Regions from separate parts of the Homo sapiens genome. Here region 2 is linked to region 1. Evidence: read pairs that join two places in POLR2A ChIA-PET (ENCODE). Cell type or tissue: MCF 10A. All regions are shown on one strand. Each heading gives the region's core, and the rest is flanking DNA. Links, peaks and the distances in the headings are about the cores only.

What was found. Peaks named below come from ENCODE experiments on the same cell type or tissue, not always from the same donor. Only the 100,000 strongest peaks of a DNase experiment are listed, where the experiment ranks them.
Region 2: POLR2A ChIA-PET joins it to region 1 with 10 read pairs; 1 of 35 experiments calls an interaction of 5 or more read pairs at or near these places.

Annotation. Positions count from the first base shown.
Region 1 is chr3:189,456,196-189,460,602 of GRCh38, forward strand. No RefSeq gene overlaps it. Among named protein-coding and RNA genes, the nearest start is that of TP63, 170 kb to the right of the region's middle. In MCF 10A, for the core only: no CTCF peak of the experiment used is centred there; a DNase peak (open chromatin) is centred at 2,536.
Region 2 is chr3:189,506,629-189,511,035 of GRCh38, forward strand. No RefSeq gene overlaps it. Among named protein-coding and RNA genes, the nearest start is that of TP63, 120 kb to the right of the region's middle. In MCF 10A, for the core only: no CTCF peak of the experiment used is centred there; a DNase peak (open chromatin) is centred at 2,683.

The DNA of each region.
Region 1 (4,407 bases), core at 150-4,149:
GTTCCCCAGTGATGCGTAATGACTTGCAGCCTGGGAGAGCAAATACAACACTGAAACTGTGCTTCCACGTGTACACGAGAGCCTCAGAAACTGGCTTGGCAAAGCTATTTGGCTGCTGATCTTCTGTCCAGTTTCTTTCAGCTTTACTGAAAACCACCCTTGGAGTTCTGCTCGTCCCACTCAATGCAGTCTCATCCACCATGGAGCATACTGATGGGCAAAGTTCAGACCTTGCATTATTTTTACTGAGAGCCTAGCAGAGGAGCAATAACAAATAGGTATACAACTGACCAAATGTTGAGATAGGATACGATCCGTGCCCTTCCTTAGAAGGCAAAAGGCAAAAGGGTTATGGGGTTCAGAAGACAAGGAACATACTTCTGGCCTAAGAGACGTGTAATAAAAAAGAGGTCATTTAAGCTGCACCTTGGAGAATGGAATCATGTTTTAATAAGAAAGGTGTGGAGAAATAGGGCAGGACACACTACTCAAGTTAGCAGTGTTACAAAGGTATCTGCATGGGTGGGGACCATTTTTGGATAATAATGTGCAGTTTCACTTAATGGCGGGACATTCAGTTTAAATGGCTGATTGTGTCAAACTATAGAAAGCCTTGAACACCAGCATTTTAAAAATGGACTACATGGTAAATACTAGAGATCCTTTAGGTGTTTCTGATTAGAGGTGTGGCATGATTAGAAAGGAGCATGTGCACGGTGAAATAGACCAGGGAGCACACTTTAAAAAGTTACGGTATTTGTCCAAGTTAGTGATGATGAGGCCTAAGCATTATAGGGGTGGGTATTGTGAACAGAAATGCTGCTGGACTTGGCCATTGATTAACAAGGGGAGTCCAAGAAAAGAAATCAGAGATGAGCTGGAATTTTTGAGCCAAGTTAACAAGGCAAATGTTGGCAGAGTTGGGAAAGCCAGGGAGGTATGGAGGAAGTATTTTATGATGGAAAGTGATTTCATTGGTGTGGGTCAAACTGATCTTCCAGAACACAGCGGGGATGTTGATTAGCTGGTTAGAAAAGGAAGCTACAAACGGAAATCCCAGTTCTGGTTAAAAATTCCTAAGTTGGTGATCATCACCGTTAGGTGGTTACTGAAGCTGTTACGTGTGCATTAGAGGTAGGCAGTGAAGAGTGAGTAAAGAGGAAGGGCTTGTCTGCCTAAAGCCTTCCTGACTCTCTGGTTGGTAGACCTGGCCTGCAAATATAGAAGCACAAATTCGTGGGTTTCTTGGATTCATTAGCACTAGTGAGTAGTCCGTTACAAAGCTCCAACAGTTGGTTTGGATCTGAGTGTGACCACAGGAATCTGATCTAGGCCATAGTAAGTCCCAGAGGTCAACTCCACCGCAGAGAGGGCCTGGAGTGGGGGCCCCCTCAACTTCACTTTGCCCCCTCTTAAATGTAATCAGGTTCTAATTATAAAATTGTAGTGCTGAAAGCATAGTTTCATACATATTTACTAGAGAGTGATGCAACTACCGATGCTTTGTAAGTTATAAATTATTATACCATTATTATTATTGTTGTAGATAGTATAAAGAATAACCATAATGTAGATGACAGGTCACTGAAAACGAAGTCTTGACAATAAATCTATTCAACCCTCCTGCTAGACGGTTGGGGACCTTGGGACTCAGGGAGGGAAACAGCTCGCCCAGATGTTATACGGAGCCCGGAGCAAAGCCCAGACTGCTGGGCTTCCAGTCAAGTGTTCTTTCCTTTTTCATTTAAGTGAATTCCTCGCTTCACCCTACTTTTTTGCAATCAATTTAACATGATATAATATTAGTCAAGATATGTCTCATTTCTTCGGTTTTACTTTTAGCTCTAAGTTTGAGGGCATTTTGGGAAAGTTACCAGCAAGTTGGAAAATGGGAAACTACTTAAAAATAGCAGAAGGTTAAAAATAATACAACTGAAGTTGATTGAGTATTTAATTTTGTAAAGTTTCTGAGACAGAGCTGGATCAGAAGGACTGTGTTCTCTAGCACCTCACAGTTCTTGTTGGGCTTCAGACAAGCAAACAGCTTGGGCAAAGCTGAATTTGATAAGAATTATCCTGGAAAAATAAACAAATATAGCATTTTTGGTTCTGTTCACTTCCTGAATGGATAAAAAACTGTGGACATTCCATGACATGCAAGGAAAGAAAAGAGGGAATCTTTGGCAGGCCGTTTTTCTATAGTACTAGTCATTCTAGGTCAATGTATTTTAAAAATTGTATAATGTATGTTAAGAAGGGAAACAAATCTCTCTGTCTCATCTGTCTTTACACATTCTCAGACTCCAGCAGCCTTCACAGTAGATTCGAGGATAGGTGGATGGAAGCATCCTATGACCCAGCACACCCAGGACAAGAAACTACAGGGTTTTTGGACCACTGCCAAGCTGTGAGATGAACCTGATAGGGTTCCTAAATAACAGCATGCCCTCAGCCTCAGGCCTGACTTCATGCTATTCCAGTCGTGTGACCTGTCTCCTCCAGTGATCTAAGATAACACTTATCGCGGTCTGCCTTGGAATCAAGTTACTTGTGTGTGTGCCTGCTTTTTCCACTAAATGAATGAGCGATGACCATGACTTACTCAACTCTATCCCCCAGAGCACTTGGCACAAGCCCTGGCACTCAGTACGTTCCCAGTAAGTGTGCAGGGTCGGCTGGGATTTTGGCAGGGCTCCTCATTTCTCGTTGGTAAAATCTATGGTTCTTCTTGCCCAATTTGAGAAGGATAAAATGCACATTTTGTTAAAAATCCTGGATCTGATTGCAGAGTCCAGGACTCTAAGAGAAATACGGATCTGTAATTTACTGTCTGTGAAGCTCTGTGCCATTCCTTTTCTCTTGCACACCTGTTTTTCTGTAGGTCATAAATATGTACTGTTAATGCAGTTCTTGCATTTTATGATTCTTTCATTTTGTAAGGTAAATTCACATGTAAAATTCCTTTTGGTTCAATTTCTCTTTATCTCTGCTCATCCTTGACACAATAATATGTAAAATAGTAAGTGGTTGTTCTATATTTAAAAAGATATATTCAAAAGAAAATTAAACAGTGGAATAGAAGAGAAAGAACACAGCACTGTTATTCAATGAGAATAATCATTCATTTATTTGCTGTTACCTTTTAGGTCTGAATGAAAATTTCCTTATATTTGTTTCCTATTACAACCCTGAAGTGAACTTTGCAAATTTCGATGGGCAGATAAGGAAGCAGCTTGAGGAGGTTAAGAAATTCACTGAAATCACAAAACCAGTCAGTAGTAGACTCGGAATTCCAATGCAGACTGACCTTCTACTACACTGCTCTGTACTTTCCAAACACTTCAAGCAAATCACTTAGCACCTCTGGGTCTCACTTTGGCTGTAAAATGGAATTAATAACATTTTATAGCATTCATGGAAAATTAAAATCATATATGTAAAACAGCAACTATTTTGGAAATCTGAAAAAGCTAAGCCAATCTCAAAAATAATTGCATTACTAAATAACTAGGGTAGTAGTCCCAACAACCAAATCCTGCTTTGAAATAAAAGTGAAATTGGAAAACTGTTGATCTCAATAATAATAAGTTGACAGTACTGACTGTGCTTGATACCTTGTGATGTTACATCCCTACATCAGATTCTTATATTGTATTTCTTATGAGTACAAGCTTACTCTCTTGCAGAATTAGAAAGGTTAGGAGAAAAAATAAAATGAAGAAAATCTAAATGTTATTCCTTGATTATCCTTTGATTGGGAAGTTAGTAAACATTTTCAAAATGATAATCCTTACAAGGATTCAGTGAAGCTGGAGCTCTCATATATAATTTGTAGCAATAGAAAATTCTTTTGTAATTTAATTTGTCAATATTATCAGATGACAGTGTTTGTACATGCACACTTCTGAACCACTAATTATTTCTTTAGTAATGTATAGTAAGGTGGGGTAATAATTTTGGAAATATATAAATATGCTTGTCTCTTTTGTGTTTCCATGTATCTGATTTTCATCCAAGTCAGCCTGAAGCATCTATCTACTCTTTCTGAGGATGCAGGGCAGGGAAGTTCAGAGGGAAAATAGAATTGTAATAACATGAAGGCAGAGTGAAAAAGATAGTACTCAGTTTTTGGCAAACAAAATAGGAATTTTATGTGCACAGGAAGATAATTAAATTTAAAGCAAGGCTCATTAAGAGAGAGAAATGTCTTCTAAAATCCCTAATCTCCTCCTTTAACTTGAAAGCCTGTCTAAAATCCCTAATCTCCTCCTTTAACTTGAAAGCCTGAATGACTTGGTCATAACATTTTGTTTAAGGCAAATAATGATCATATAGAAAGAGAGAGAGGAGAAAGCCCATTTCTGCCAGTCCCAGTGATTACGAGAGGAAGAGGAGAAACCAAGATCA
Region 2 (4,407 bases), core at 255-4,254, 51 kb after region 1:
GTGAGGAAATAAAGGTAAAGAGGGCTTAATTAACTTGCCCAAGATCAGGAGGCTGTGAAATGGCAGAGGGGAGATTTTATTCAGTCTTGCACTACGGCATAGACAATATTCTATACTCTCTGATATTAATGTGCCTACTTGATTTTGGAACTCTTCAGAGAACACATGGAGGTCAGTACTCATTTCATCTGGAAATCTTGCCTACTTAATGTTAAGGCAGGCACCTAAGCTGTATTTGATGCCAAGTACACAGCAAAACTTCTACCTGAAAGAATGAATAATAAAAGAAATTCAACAGCCACTGTGGAGAACAGTATGGAGGCTCCTCAAAAAACTGAAAATAAAGCTCCTGTATCATCCAGCAATTCCACTGCTAGGTATTTACCCCAAAGAAAGGAAATCAGTACACTGAAGAGATATACTCCCATGTTTATTGCAGCACTATTCACAATAGCCAAGATTTGGAATCAAGTGTCCATCAACAGATGAATGAATAAAGAAAATGTGGTACATAAACACAATGGGATATTATCCAGCCATAAAATATAAAATCCGGACATTTGCAACAACACAGATGGAAATGTAGGGCATTATGTTAAGTGGAATAAGCCAGGCACAGAAAGACAAATTTTGCCTGTACTCGCTCATGTGGGAGCTAAATTTTAAACAATTGAACTCACAGAGATAAAGGGCAAAATGACGGTTACCAGAGGCTGGGAAGGTTAGTGAGCAGGGAGGGGAAAGTGGGGATTGTAAATGGGTGCAAAAATATGGCCAGATAGAATGACTAAGATCTAGTGTTTGATAGCTCAATGAGGTGACTACGGTCCACGATCATTTATTCTATATTTTAAAACAACTAAGAGTCGAATTGGAATGTTCTCAACACATAGAAATTATAAATGCTTGAGATAATGGATATGTCAATTACCCTGATGTCATTATTATACATTGTATGCGTGTATCAAAATATCACATGTACCCAATAAATACATACATGTAACATGTACCCATTACATTTTTTAAAAATCAATGGCAGGTTTCTTATCACAGTGACATGAGTTACTTTAATAAACTCAGTAAAAAGTTTTAAAAAGAACCTCAAATCTACAATAGTTGCTGAATCTTAAACTTGTCACACGTTGAATATTAAGTGCAGAGAGTTAAGAGCTATTTTCCACTTAAATAACAACAATTGGAGGAAGTGGTGGTTATCAGTCATCTTTAGCCCTCACTTTAGTTTAATAGCCATTAGTAAAAAACAGAGATAAATTTTATAGGTGCTAATTGACCCTGCAAGAAGCCTTTGAACCTCTCCCACTAGCTTAGGACTTTTTCTTTGAAGCCTTGTTTTAACTAAAGTGTCCCAGCAAAAACCTGGGAAAAATATATGTTAGAGAAAAAGATGCAGGTACAAAACCTTTGCACTATATGAATAATTGTAAAACTATGGTTTAGTGACTGTGAGCAAAACAAACCTGACCAGTACTTGACCACAAAGGACTCCCCCAGTTACTCTAAAAGTTTTTTGAGGAAGTACTTTAGAAGATTTTGAATGTGTTATCACTCTATTCTGTTAATATTAGGAAGAGAGGAGAAAACAGCCTACATATTTACAGCACTATACAGCTTTCATAACTCATTTGATCCACATAAAAACCTTGTACGATCTGAAGATCAAATAGGTAAAATAACTCACCCAAGGTCACCCTGCCAATGAATAGAAAAATTGGAATTCAATTAAGAGAACTAGAGCAAGCTTCCTTTCACTGCACCGTAGCTGCCTTGCACATTCACTGTATCGTTGAGTTAGAGAAGTTGAATTAGAACAAGTAAGGAGATGAGGCACAAGTCTAGTCACGGAAGACCTAAGAAGAAAGTGAAGAGATTTTTTATAAGTACACTAGTCCTAAGCATTTACATTCTAGTTAAGCTCCCTGTTGACTAATATCCAAGAAAAAGCCAGGCATAATGAGAACAAAATAAAATCATACGCAAGAATCTTTATTTTGACCCAGGAATTATTCCAAGCTTGTTTCCCACCCATTTGCTTCTACCTTCTTTCTTCACTAGCTGTCCATGGTCTTCACATCATTTAGAAAGTGTGAATTTGGGAGATGGCAGAAAAAACAAAAAACAAAAAAAAGCAGTCTTCTAGAGAAAAACAGTGGGCTGGTTAGAAGATGACACCTTGGAATGGTGCAGAATTGACTTTGCCAAGGAGAAGGAGAGAAATGACTGCATTTCATCATAACTATGCTTGAAAGAATGGAGTAGATGACCCCTTACGGCCACTTCCACTTGCCAGATTTCATATGCAAACTTACTCCTTTTTTATCCCTCAGAACACTGGAAAGGTTTCAAAAGACAAGTAATCTTAGCACACTCTGTCCTTGGAGAATTGTGGATGAAAGGGGCACATAAATACCTGTTATTAGTTTCATGCAGCAATTTTAGTTGGATTTTCTTGACCCATCTCCCCTTTTGTAATATTTCTCAGGGAGTATGCATATATGTGAGAGTGTGTGTGTGTGTGTCTGTGTGTGTCTGTGTGTGTGTGTGTGTTTAAGTGGTTTTGACCTTAGGGTTCTCTTTGATTTATAGGCAGCTCTGTAAGTTATGCTGGGATGGTTTCAGAGCCTGTTTGTTCTGGCATCCCAGTAAAGCTTTGCTTCCCATGGCAACTCCAGCCTACGAAGAAAGGCCTCAGGGAAAATACAGCTTTCATTGCCAGAATGAGGCAATAGCACTTTTGGGGTGCTATTTTGTTGGGTGGTGTATTAATTCTTAAGCAACTCCACTCATGGAAAACTAAAAAAGCGTTACAGTCTGAATATTACCACAGACAGCAGCAATCTCAGTTTCTCTCAAAAAAGTTAATTGATTCCATGAGACTTTATTTAATTTGGGGTTTTTCAGGCACTGTCTGCACAGTAGCAAGATTGTGGGGCATGACCTTAATGAGTGGTTCTAACATATGCATGTTCCCTTCTAAACAGCCTTCCCATTTATAGTCTCAACTTCACAGTTTAACCTTAAGGTCAATTTTTGACTTTCACTGATGCTCTTCCCTGCTTGTATTCAAAAGGAACCTGTGCTTCTCAGTCTTGGCGTGTACATCAGAATTAACCAGGGAGCTTCCAATAAATGCCAATGCCCAGACCCTACCATTAGAGATTCTAATAGTGGTGGCATGGGGCAGGGTTTGGGTATCAATAGTTTTCAAAGGTCCCCAAGATATTTTAATGTGCAGCCAGTGTTAAGCACCGTTGATCTGGTCCATTTCCTTTGAGGTCCTGAGAAGGGAAATAATTTCCTTAAGGTCATTAAGCAAATAGGTTTATTTTTGACCACACATGTTGACTCGTGGTTGATTAAAATGCCTATGCGTAGTTAATTGTTCTCTGTTATTATCTACATAACGGTCATGCTATTTACATTGTAAATCAGGTAGTCTGTGGTAGTTGAGTCCCAAAATACAAGGTGTTGACTTCCATTGCATGTCATACCCACCAGAATCTGCCAGTTGCCATTAGGAGTGTGACTATGGCTAGGAGAGGAGAAAAAATGGTGCCAAGGTAGCAGACCTACTGCATTTCCTGACAAAATGTTTTCTGTATTGGAAAGGTGACTTATTTCCGTGGTAAAGAGTGCTCCTGGGTATTTAATGAAATTATTCTCAGTATGGCCTGGTGATGAAGATGCTCTAGTGGGCTCTGTATACTCCTGACCTTACTTCTGTATTGTTCAGCTAGGTCTAAGTGTGCCACAGAGTGTGAGACTTTGTCAGCTTTGGAAGCCAACTAGTTTATGATTATGCCAATCTTGTGCCAAGAGCTCTCAGCTTATCGGTATGTTTGTGGTTGAAGTCCCAACATAAGTACACATTTTATTTTCTGTTGTGGCTTCTGTGTGATATTTCCTAAGAGATAAAATCATTTTTGGTAATAATTTTTTCCTAACTTTTTAATGTATTTTTAACAATTTTCTATTAAAAGGCTTATTTCAACACCATAACACAAAGTCTAAATGTATGTTCTTATTTGTTTACCTTTGATTTTTTCTTTTACTGAAAAAATTAATAAATCATTTAGCTAAAATTACTGTTAATGTAATATGAATAAATTTAACTTACATAAATTTGGTTTAAATTAAGAATGTATAAGATTGATTTTATAAACCTACACACACACACACACACACACACTCACACACATGAATAAGAATGTAGCTTTCTGGAACTATAATTGTGTTCATATGAAGAATGCTACTTATAGCTGCCCAGGGACTCTACTTCTAAAGGGAAACAGATTCAGAAGCAGAAGTCTCAAAAAGAGAGAATTTACATTAACACTTGGCTTCTTATTGCCTCCATCAATACTGTTTCCCTTCCCCAAAAAACAGACA